Regions from separate parts of the Mus musculus genome. Here all the other regions are linked to region 1. The links are chromatin loops, found by intact Hi-C in ENCODE. Cell type or tissue: left cerebral cortex. All regions are shown on one strand.

Region 1 (4,000 bases):
CTTAGACAATGTGATACTTGGGTGGGGCACTGCCCTGGAATCACCTTTCCAACCATGCTTGGACCTAAATTCACTCTGACCCAGGCTGACCTTAAACTGAGGAATCTGCCTGTATTTGTATATTGCTGTCTTTGTATCTTTCTGACAAGCTGGCTCATAGTGTAGCTGCCTCTGTTCCTTTAAATCTGCAAAGCCTCTCGTGTAATTCATATTTCAACCTTATATTTTGCATAGTTGAGAAGTTATATATTTTTGAATTCATGTTTTTAGAGTTCTTTTCCACAGCCTTAAGGGCTGACCTGAATGTCCTAGTGTTTACCATTTTTACTGAGACATTAGCCATGCCTTTGCCTACCAGACTTGTACAGTCTCTGATTATCAAGTAATCATTAATGCTAATAGAAAAGACATTCCTTGGAGGAGAAACATAAAACTATGGACAGTAAATATATAAACATGCCCTGTGCCCACAAAAGCTAATGACACTGGAGGCCCATGCCCTGTTGGCCCTTTTCCAGTGGCAGGAACCATGGCTGCCCATATCAAATCCAAGCTAGTCCCATCACCCACCTTATTTTTTTCCTCTGCCCATCATCATTGCCAGTGACACTTGGAAGTAAGTTTCTCAGGGATTAGAGATCATTAATGAGACGTACCTTAGTCAATATGATCATTACTGATTTTGCAGCAGATCCAGGTCTTGTTTCTAGCACCCACATCAGGTGGCTCACCAAGTCTGTAACTCTAGGAATCAGCGGTCCTCTAGCCCAGTGGTTCTCAACCTTCCTAATTCTGAGACCCTTGAATACAGCCCTCATGCTGTGCTGACCTCCAACCACAAAATTATTTTGTTGCTACTTCTTGACTGTAATTTTGCTACTATTATGAATCACGGTGTAAATATCTGGGTTTTCTGATGGTCTTAGGTTTCTCCTGTGAAAGGGTTGGTTGACCTCCAAAGAGGTTTTGACCTACAGATTGATAACCACTTCTGTAGTCTCTGTGGGAATCTACATACACCTGAACATACATGGGACACGTGAACTCTTGTGGCCTACACATAAGTAATAAATAGTACATAATACTATTGTTAAATAAGTCTACAAACCTTACTTAGGTGACATGACCAGATGGTCCTACTTTTATTCTTTGCATGCTCAGAACTGTGTTCAAGACTTTAAACCAGCACTTGTGGTATCTTTACAGATTCCAAGCACAAAGCTATGAATTTTTTACTTTTAAATGTGTGTTTTTAGAGTTCCTAAAAGTTAGATCTCATAAATCTGCTAGTTTCAAAAAAATCTGCAGCTTTCTGCATAGTGGCCCTTGTATTTCAATTTAAACCAAATGGGAGCAAACTTATTACTTCTATTCTGAAAGGTCATTTTTCATCAAGATTGTATTAGAAAATAAATCATTTAAAGCCATCCTTCTGATAGTCCCTTGCATGAATGTCTTAACGTGCAATCAGAGGGCTGCTGTAATTTGTTAATCCAAAATGGTCTGACACTGCCACCTTCTGGTCAATGGTTGATATTCTGCTGAAGCCAGTCTTTTGCTGACATGAATGACATAATTAGAACAACCTGCATAGGACTGCCATCAATCTCAAAAAGAGGTTTGAAAGTCCAGCAGAGGCAAACTGCTAGCGTTGTGCATACACCCACATGGATGCATGTGTAAAATACATAATCGTAATGACAGGTTACAGTGCAGCTCTTTAAGCACTATTTTTTTTAACGACAAGCTCTTTTACAGACCTAGCTGGTCTTGAACATATTGTGTAATTAAAGATGATTGTGAACTGCTATATGACTAAGGATGACCTCGAGCTAATGATTCTCCTTCCACCTAGGAGAATACTAGGATAATGGGCATGTGTCAGAATGCCCAGTATGTGTAGTAGATCAAAGTCAGGGCTTGTCACATACTAGGCAAGTACTCTAGCAACAGTACACATCCAGCGTTGCTTTTTGTTTGCTTTGTTTGTTGTTTTGTTTAGGATGGTTGGTTGGTTGTGTTTTTTTTTCTCATTGTGTTGTTTTGTTGAAGCAGTCTTGGATGGCGCCAGCTGGCCTACAATTCTGTGTGCCTGAGTCTGTCCTTGAGCTCTCCCTTTGGCTGACTCAGTCCCCTAAGTGTGGGGACTTTAAGATGGACCCATAATTCTCAAAGAAATCGGGCAACTTCCTATTAAGGTCAAGCAAGCTCTGGATGTTTAGACTGGGGTGTTCTTGATGGACTCTATAAACTGCAAGTGGATAGAGGATGTGTTTTTTAAGTTGGGTGTTATCTTGCTTCAGTAAATTACATCTTGTCTTGGTTTCTTATGTGGAGCCTGCTTTGATTCTGGTCAAATTAACTCCTTACTGAAAGCAGATGTTAAACCCAGGGTAAATGTATAAATGTCCTCAAAATGTCATCAGCTATCTTCACTTGCAAATACTTGATAGGGAAATTTGACTTGTGAAAATATTTTTAGAATCACTGTCAATTTTTACAATTATCGAAGGTAAACCAAATTAGTTCAATAGTAACTGCAATTCATCATAGGCAATGGGTCTTCTTTTTGGAGCAACCTCTTGACATAATTAAAGAACAAAATCCAGATACCAAGTGTACTGGCTGGTTTTGCAAGTCAACTTGCCACAAGCTAGAGTCATTAAAAGGAAAATGCCTCCATGAGATCCAATGGTCAGATATTGTCTCTCATTGGTGATCAAAGGGCCAGGCCATGGAGGGTGGTACCATCCGTGGGCTGATGGCCCTGGGTTCTATAAGAAAGCAGACTGTGTAAGCCATGAGGAACAAGCCAGCAAGTAGCACCCTTCCATGGTCACTGAATCAGCTCCTGCCTCTGGGTTCCAGCTCTGCTTGAATTCCTGACCTGACTTTCTCCAATGAAGGACTATGATTGGAAGTGTAAGCAGAATAAACCCTTTCCTCCTTAACTTGCTTTTTTGGTCATGGTGGGTTTGTCACAGCAATAGAACCCCTAATCAAGACACCAAGTAAATGTGAGTGTTCACTGGGTTCCAGAAGAATGCCTTGTGGCAGTTTCTCTGAGAAAACCTTATCTTTTTGGATCAGAACTATTCTGCTTTCTCGTCTCCCACAGAATGTGGGTCTCCAAGCAAAGGGCAGCAGGGTTAAATATTAGAATGTATAAATTAGCTCTAGAAAAGAAACTGACACTGTCTCTACAGTGTTGAGTAATTAAGCAGGCCTAGTGTGCCTTCTGGAATTACAGAACTTAAGTGAAGATTAATGAGGCCTGAAAATGTCAGGCCCCAAGGTCTCCAAACACGGTAAGGCGTCTCCACTTTCTCCACGTTGAACAGCTGCCCATTTCCAAGGCAAACAAATTGTCCTCGTTCTTCCTTAGATTCAGGAACAGCTCAGTAGATGTATGGCAAACAATGTTGCTTTTAACAAAATATCTTTCACCATCATTTGATTTCCCTTCCATGGCCTCTGACCTGGATTGCAGCATGTACAGAAGAAGTAGCCATGTCGGCTCGGCTCTGAGTCTGAATCCTAAACTCCTTCCTACACTGGACAACAAAAGGTAAAGATCTTATACGCAATCACACTTAGCAGGGCACAGCAAGCAAAATAGGAAATAAAATGAAGCTTCATCCCCCTCCCACCCCCATTGCTAGGACCAAGAAGAGTAAGAGTGAGAGAGACTTTCCGCTGCTGGGGGCTGGGGAGCTTTCCACTAAATTTTTTGCAGAAAACAATGAGCTCTCCAAGAAAAGGTTTCTTCAGGTTGATTCTAGCTTCATAGTGGTGTCTAATGCCAAACAGCCTAAAGAGGCATGGAACTGGTTTGATCTTAATTTTAGGTAGCTAGCAGGACATTGCAACCCCAATTTAAACTTTTTCTTGACATCAGCAATGGGCACTTTTAGAAACTGAAATGACAGCAGGCCTCCTTAAATGCATTTAACTTAGTATGCTTTCAGGTTCTGATTATAGCTAAGGTGTTGGATTACCT
Region 2 (4,000 bases), 560 kb before region 1:
TTTACTTGAGAAATAAGTAGTCTATACATGTAAGCTTATAATAGATATTGTAAAATTAGTATGTATTATGACATTACAACCATAAATGAAGTTATTATTATATCTAGCACTTCACAGAATTATAAGTCTTTGTATTTTCACTATATATGTGTGAAAGGGAGTATGTACCTCTTTGTGTGTATGTGCAGGAATATACATGCTATTATGTACATATGAACATGTGAGTACTCTTGAAGTAATTTTTTACCACATTAAGGGTTTCAGGGATCAAATCCAGGTTGTCCATACAGAAGCACCTCTAGTGAGCCATCTCTCTAGACAATTACCTCCTTGTCAAAGGAACACTCATGATCTATTTTGTTAAAGTTCAAGTACACTGCATAGACTGTTAATTTCAGTCAAGAGGCTATGATTTAGAACTTCAGAATTAAAAGTGGAAGAAATGACTCTCGCTGGCTTTTGGTCATAGTGTCCATATTTTGGTTGTCACCCACATGTGTCCTTTCTAACTATGATTAGAATATACTACACTATTTGTTTCTTTTCTTTCTTTTTATGGATATTATTCATCACCTGGCAAATGATATGACAGTAGGACCACTTACATCTTAAAATCTTAGTACTAACTCCCATCATTTAAATTGTACCCAGTGCTTCAATGTAACCCTACTGTTAGCATGATTGAATTGAAGTTAGTGGAAAATGGTTGGAAAAGAGATGATATGGATGTGAGTATGTGTCTACAACATAAAAACGTAGGTTACTTCATATATATATATAGCACATCACATGTTTCTATTATGTAGAACACAAAAGAACCTAATATTTGAAAAGAAATATGGTTTTTATGTCTATAAAGTTTAGATATAAGTATTTTTAGGCACCAAATTGTAAATTGGTGACTAGAAATAACTGTCCTAGAGTCCTAGATGAGACATTTTCATAATGGTGGAGCCTGGGCTTCTATTCAAATTATATATATATATATATATATATATATATATATATATATATATATATGTGTGTGTGTGTGTGTGTGTGTGTGTGTGTATACATATGTATCCATGTGTATGGACAATGAGGGCATTGCTATTTTCTCTAGGCATAGCATAACAATGGTCAACGTGGAACAGTGTTATGCTAACCTACAGAAGAATTTTGCCCTAAAATCATAGCAATGAATTAAACAAAACTGCACACCAATTGCTAGAACTATGAGCATAGTAATGAAAGCATTGTCATTACATAACAGAAGAGGAGATACTTCTTTTCAATTCCTCTCATCCATTCTCACTTGCCCCTTATCCAGACATTGTGGGCATGTGTGAGTTTGGAGGGCATTGAATATTGATTGCGGGGATGGCAGTGGTTTTATCTTTGTGAGTCATGACAAATGCTGTGGAAATACCTTTGGAGGATGAACCTGATTTTCAGCCAGTAATGCCCTTCATATCTTTACAAAATGGACTTGAATGGAAGTATTTCCTTGGTCTGTTAACAGGTTGCTAACTGTTATGAAAAAGATGTCTGTTCACATATCCTCAGGAATAATAATGCAACAATAAATTTAAGGATCATCACTATTTTTCTGAAGAAAATAATTATACTGAGAGAAGACAGTTTAGGTTGGAATATAAATAAAATAAGCAGTGAAAATTAAATAGGAAAATAAAAGGAATGCTTAAATTTTAGTGCAGAATAAAAGCAAGAATAAAGGAATGAATGTATAAGTGAAGAGGAAATAAGAAACTTAGAGATGGAATAAATCCAGTCATATAACTTAATATGAAAGTCGTTAAACAAAATGGCAGCATTTGGCTGACTTTTAGGAGCCCTTATAGCATATCTGATACACCATTTTCACAAGACATGTGCTTCTGAGTTCACATATTTAATGTCACATATGGAAATAGCTCTTTTGCTTTCTATTTATTATTCTCAGAATCCTCCACATTAAAAAGGTACAGTTAAGGAAATCAAATAGAGCAGATTATAGTATGGTGAAAAAAAAAAAAAACAGATACAAAATCTAATGGCATCAAATTTAGAACTACATATTCAGGTCCCTAAGTAAAAGCCTATTTTCATGTGAAGGCCAAAATAATACTTAACAAGCAAGGGACATTTTTAGGAATCCAGAAGTAAAAAAACAGTCAACACTATGGCCACTAAAGGTCATTAGCATCACAGGAGGGCTTCTCAGACCATTCTGCTGGCAATAAAAGAGACTAGGTAGGTATGACTTAAAACCACATAGCAGGACACTGGGCGAGAGAAACCAAAACAAACAAGTGGCAAAGAATACCAAAAATAATTATCATAGTTTGACTGTGATACCTGTGTATCTAGAAGCAGAAAATGAAGGAGATCCATCATATGCATACAATTAGACGCATTCCAGGAGCACAAAAGACTTGATCTATTTGTGTGTGCCTGCACTGCCAAGCAATTAGTGGAACCTAAAAGCAATTTTCTTAGAGCTGGGCTTTCACTCAAATGAAGCAAGGTTTGGCAGTTGAAGCTGCATTCACTCTGTTGCTAGGAAAACAAGAAGCAAAAGTGTGAAAGTTCTTTCCAAGGTTCCCTCCCTTCTGTTTCCTTTGCAAGCAGTCCTGTCCTGCTAATTCTGATGTCACAATTGCTTGGTCTTTATTGTCTTTGCCTTCAGATGAAAACAGGCTTTTACTTAGGGACCCGGATATGTATTTCTAAATTTGGTGCCTTTAGATTTTTTTTATCTGTTTATTTGTCACCATCTTCTAATCTTGCTCTGTTTGATTTCCTTAATTGTTCCTTTTTAATGTGAAGGATTCTGGGAATGATAAAGAGAAAGCAAAATGTGATGGGTAAAATATTGCAATACTCCTGCCAAGGGTTTTGTGCCAGGACACATATTAAAAGTGGCTCACTATCTGCCATATTCCCTGAAGACCAGTGTAACTTACCATTTCTGAAGATTTCTGTTGAAAATGTAGACTTGGATATTCTTTAAAATGTCTCTTATTATAGAGGTATTGTTCAGACTCATCTCATGGAAGGTAAATTGTCTTTGTATTGACACTGGTATGTAATAATACATAGGCATTAAATGATTCATACTGCTTACTGCAGTAAGTTTTAGACAGCAAAGTATATAGTAGAAGAACAGAGTGATGGCTCATCAGGAAGAAAAACTTGACAGTAAGGTTCATGGCCTGAGTTCTATTGCCAGAGTACACATGGTAGACAGAGAGAACCAACTCGTCTAAGTTGTTCCCTGACCATCACACTCATGCATATCGAAATACACACACCCAGACATAGACACAGACACACAGACACACACAAACACACACACCAAAGAGATAGTGGGTAATGAAAACATAAAATAAATATAAATGTGCTTTTTTTTGTAGGGGAAGGTTGAGATAAGGTTTTTCTGTGTATCCCTGGTTGTCCTAGAACTCGTTCTACAGATCAGGCTAGCTTTAAACTCAGCCACCTAGCTCCCTCTGCCTCCAGAGTGTTAAGATTAAAGGCAAGTAGCACCACTGCCTGGCTATAATTATTTTTTGAAACAATATATAAGGACTGTATTTAATAATAAAGTAGGTTTTCATGAAGAGCCTAAATTCACCATTTATAATAGTTGGTCTGTATATCCTTCAATAGTTTAATTCAACAGTGTCCTCATTAGTGTAAAAATAATATATGCTACACAGTACTATATTACTATTCTTAAAGTAAGCATATAGCATAAAGTATGTACCTTAAAATTCATTTGTATTGCTCAATATTTTTCATGCTCATCATTCCAAGAATATAAAAATCAACACTTACATTTCAGTCTAATTTCCTGTTTCTTAAAGTTTTTAAAAATTGTTTTGATATGCAAGGGCATAGAAGACTCTATTAAATGAGAAAATCTATGAAGCATCATTTTTTTTTTTTGCAAAGATATGAAGGTCATGGTTTTTCTATTAACAGGCATTCAGAGGAAAGAGCTTAAATCTGCTGAAAA
Region 3 (4,000 bases), 1.1 Mb before region 1:
GCCTCTGTTACTGCCATACAAACACTCTGGGATGACAAGTTAATTTTTGCAACTGTCAGGCAGAGCTTAAATATCCATATTTTCCCTTGATCTTAAAGTACACGTTACTCTTATTCTTGTATCAGGCAAGAAAATATGAATGTTAAAGTGTGCTGCATCATGGTGTCATATGCAGCTCTTTCAGAAAGAATATCATGGTGGGGACTTAACAAATTTCAGTGAATGTAGAGACGAAGACAAAATTTTAATAATAGGAAGTGTAAAATGTAAAGAAAGTGAAATTGAACATCCTAGTGCCAATTTTTAAATAATTTAGGAGAAAAAAAGAGCTGAAGAGTAAAGTATCTACATAAATTAACCTTATTAATTATAATTTGTGGTGATATCAAATTAAGAAGCAAATAAACATGTTTATTCATAAAGTTTTCAGTATAATAAAATATTTACTCTGAAATTATTTGTATGTTCACTAGGATATTTTAATATTCTTGGCCCTGTACTTTTAAATTTTTACCCTCTATGATATAGCAGTGACATTGTTATCCCTGCCTTGTTACAAAGTAACTTGATTTAAATTCTTCATACATATATTTAGTGTCTAGAGTAGTAGATTTCCATGTTTCCTTTCAACATGCCTTTAATATTAATTATTACTTCCTATATTCAATTTTGTAACCTGCTCTGCCTGCTCATTTTTACCATTTAACACATTTATTGCATTGTTCTTTTAATACCAGTGAGTTATATTTTCTGTCCCCTGAAAACCGACAATCATTAACCCTTACACATTCCTGACCTTTATTAATATTCAAATTTGACACATGTATCTGACATTTCAAGTTGAGCTTTTCAATGAAAACAACAAACTCTGTATGTTTCTATGTGTCATTGTTAGTCTACTGAGAATGTTTTTTTCAATCTCATTTATTTAGCTGTGAAATTCCTAATTTCGTCTTATTTAAAAGATTATTATAATCAATTTTGAAATGTAACATATTTTCATTATCTATTCATCCTTTTATAGGGAACACATGCTATTTTTACTTCCCTTGCTGTTATGCACAGACAACCAATGAAAACTAACCCCTGGTTCAGTTGTAGACATAAGTTTCAATTCTGAAAAATATAACACAGTACCTTGTATGAATTACAGAGGTAGGCAGTGCTGGAAAATTAACACAAAACATGTAACATTCCCTCAAAGAAGATTTTTTTTTCTTGCAGCACAAGTTGCTGGGACATAAAGTCATAAACGGGAGCTGACACAGATAAATGATTTGTTTATAACAAGCATGAGTATGAATGTCCCTTCATGAGCAAGGAACAGGGAAGGTGAGGGTTTCTGTTTCTGGGAAGACAGTCACCTCATTCAACCCTACCAATCTGGTGATCATATTTAACATCTTATCCATATTTTCTTTTAACAAATGCATGTGTCTATACTAGCACACAAAATACAGAAAACCACCTGGTGTACATATACCTATTAAACTAAACAGTGACTTCCTCTGTAGCTCTGACACTTTTGACTATCTGAGAGAACCAACTTAAGCACATAAAATTAAGAAACTGCAACACATTGTCATGGCATCTGACCTGGTTCTGGTCACCTGGAGATTGCTTAAAGTAATTCCCAGTCATTTATGTTACATGCACAATGATGCTGTTAGAATGGTTTTCTTGTACTTTGAAGATGATAACTAAATCTAGGCTCCATATGCCAAATATAGCCTAGCGCCAGCTGGTTATAAATCTGTTCTCAACTCTCTGAAGGAGTTCTTTTTAAAATTCATGACTTGAGACAATTCCTTGTGCAGTAAGCATGATAGCATAGCCCTCTTCAGTTGTGATAGAAAGAAATCATAGGCAAGTCCCTGATTTAAGCTAATACCCTGTTTTAAAAAATACTGTACCGACCACCACCACCACCACCAGCAGCAGCAGCAGCAACAACAACAACATAAAGTATAAATATGCATGGTTTATGTGCTATAGAAGAAACCTTAAAACCCAGCCTTGAGTTTTCATTGTGTTTTTTAAACTTAATTTGATGAATGAAAACAACGGACAGGCCACATGTAAGGATGTATGGTCAGTTCTGAAAACATAAATACAAGATATATATATATTATATATATATATATATATATATATATATATATTATATATATATATATAATATATATATACATATATATATTATATATATATTATATATATCAACAATTAATGAAAAACAGGTCATGGATTTAAAAGAGAAAAAGGAAGAAATTTTCAGAGTTTTGAGGGAAAATGGGAAGGAGGAATATATTTAGTTATAATGTAATCTTAAAAATTAGAAGAGCCAAAGAATTGGCTTTTTTTTTTCAGAATTGTCATTCTGCTATGAGTCAATGATTACTAGGATAAAATGATTTGAACAATCTACTTTTAGCTGAGATACCTTCTGCAATACTTAATAGAATGTAGGCAAAAATGTAAGGCCATAATAGTAAAATAAAGCCTTTATTAAATATCAAAAACTAATTAAGGCTATTTTGAAAGCTAAGCAAGAAGTGAAGGTACACTTTAATTCACTTTATATTCTGCTCACTGTCACCTCCTAGTCACCCCCTCTCACAACCATTCCCCCATCTACCTCCCATTCTCCTCTGAGCAGGTGCTTGAGACCCTCTGAGTATCCTGCCACCCTGGCCTCCCCAGTCTCAATATCTAATGACACCCCCATTGATTCTTAGGTGCCTCCCCTCTTCCAAGTTTCTATTTCTTCGTGGAGCTGTCTCCTACCTCTTCCTACAGCAGTTGTAGATTTCCATTCATTTTCATAGTCATCTAGCCATCTACCCTGCCTCAAGCTATACCCAACATAGAATGCCCCCATTCCTCCAGCTGCTTTTCAAGACCATTTCATTTCACCTTCCAAGTGAGATTCAAAGCATCCATAGGTCACAAACAAGGATGCTTGAGTCTTACTTGCAAGGGAGAATAGAATGGTTCTGTAAGGCAGAAGGATGGAGGGAACTAGGTGGGAAAGGAGATCAGGTGAGGAGTGGGGGTGTTCTTGGTTGAGTGTAGGGAGGAGCAGGAGGGATGGCCTGATGGCCATGAGAATGATTGGAAATCTGCATATTAGGACACTGAAATTCTTACTTCATATTATTTTCCATGAACACCCTCCCCCCAAAAAATGACTATTGAGAATCAGTGATATTACAAGCTCTTAGATTGGATTCACAGAAGCAAAGTGGTCAGAAATATTTACTTATTTACAGAAAGAAAATGAGGCTTCAGAAATTTCAGACATATACTTCTGGAACTGAAAGTAGAAATTTAAATCATAGCCCCTAATGCATTGTAGATGACCTCTTTTTGCAAGAGATACTCAGTGGAAAATAGTCTCTAATGTATTAGATCCCAGATGTAGTAAGTTTAAGCATAAATATCATCCCATTAGGAAAATAATTTTTTCTCTGATAGGCCCAATTATTGAACTTTGACACCAGTAAAAATGGGACATATTTTTAAGGAAAAATTGAATAGCTTATGGTTAATTTAAGAAATTAGTAAGTTTCTAAACCAGCTACAACATATTTTATTCTATTTTTAGTGAGTTTATGTCAAAAATTTAGTACTTTGGAGAGATAATTCTTAACTTACAATTGCAGAGAATGTAATGCAATTAAATACATTTTTAAAACAATGTTTAATACTTTGCAATTCTGAAATGTTCATAGGCTCATTCTGCTCTATCTTAACTCTTCTTCTGAATCTAGCAAGTTGTAAAAGGTTATTTCATATATCTAGATGAATTTATTCTATCTTAAAATAATTATGAGTCATCTTGATCTCACCACCACAAAATACCTAAGGGTAATAAGCAAAATAAAAAATTATTCATTAGGCTCATAATGGTAGACACCTCATTGTGTAGTTGCTTGACCCAGAGCTGTGAGCCTGTGACAAGAGAGAACATCACAGAAGGGAAGGTGTGCTAGAACAA

Evidence for each region. Peaks named below come from ENCODE experiments on the same cell type or tissue, not always from the same donor. Only the 100,000 strongest peaks of a DNase experiment are listed, where the experiment ranks them.
Region 2: it touches region 1 in a loop (2.5-fold over the local background); 3 of 42 quality-filtered maps call a loop at or near these places.
Region 3: a loop joins it to region 1, with 3.0 times the contacts of the local background. A loop is called at or near these places in 2 of 42 quality-filtered maps.

Annotation. Positions count from the first base shown.
Region 1 is chr4:80,764,418-80,768,417 of GRCm38, forward strand. No RefSeq gene overlaps it. Among named protein-coding and RNA genes, the nearest start is that of Gm42304, 26 kb to the left of the region's middle. In left cerebral cortex, a CTCF peak has its summit at 1,529 (motif pointing left); a DNase peak (open chromatin) is centred at 1,512; H3K27ac peaks cover 1,197 bases.
Region 2 is chr4:80,199,951-80,203,950 of GRCm38, forward strand. No RefSeq gene overlaps it. Among named protein-coding and RNA genes, the nearest start is that of Gm32658, 430 kb to the right of the region's middle. In left cerebral cortex, no CTCF peak of the experiment used is centred here; a DNase peak (open chromatin) is centred at 2,500; H3K27ac peaks cover 230 bases.
Region 3 is chr4:79,668,962-79,672,961 of GRCm38, forward strand. No RefSeq gene overlaps it. Among named protein-coding and RNA genes, the nearest start is that of Gm32658, 960 kb to the right of the region's middle. In left cerebral cortex, no CTCF peak of the experiment used is centred here; DNase peaks (open chromatin) are centred at 1,729 and 2,919; H3K27ac peaks cover 2,667 bases.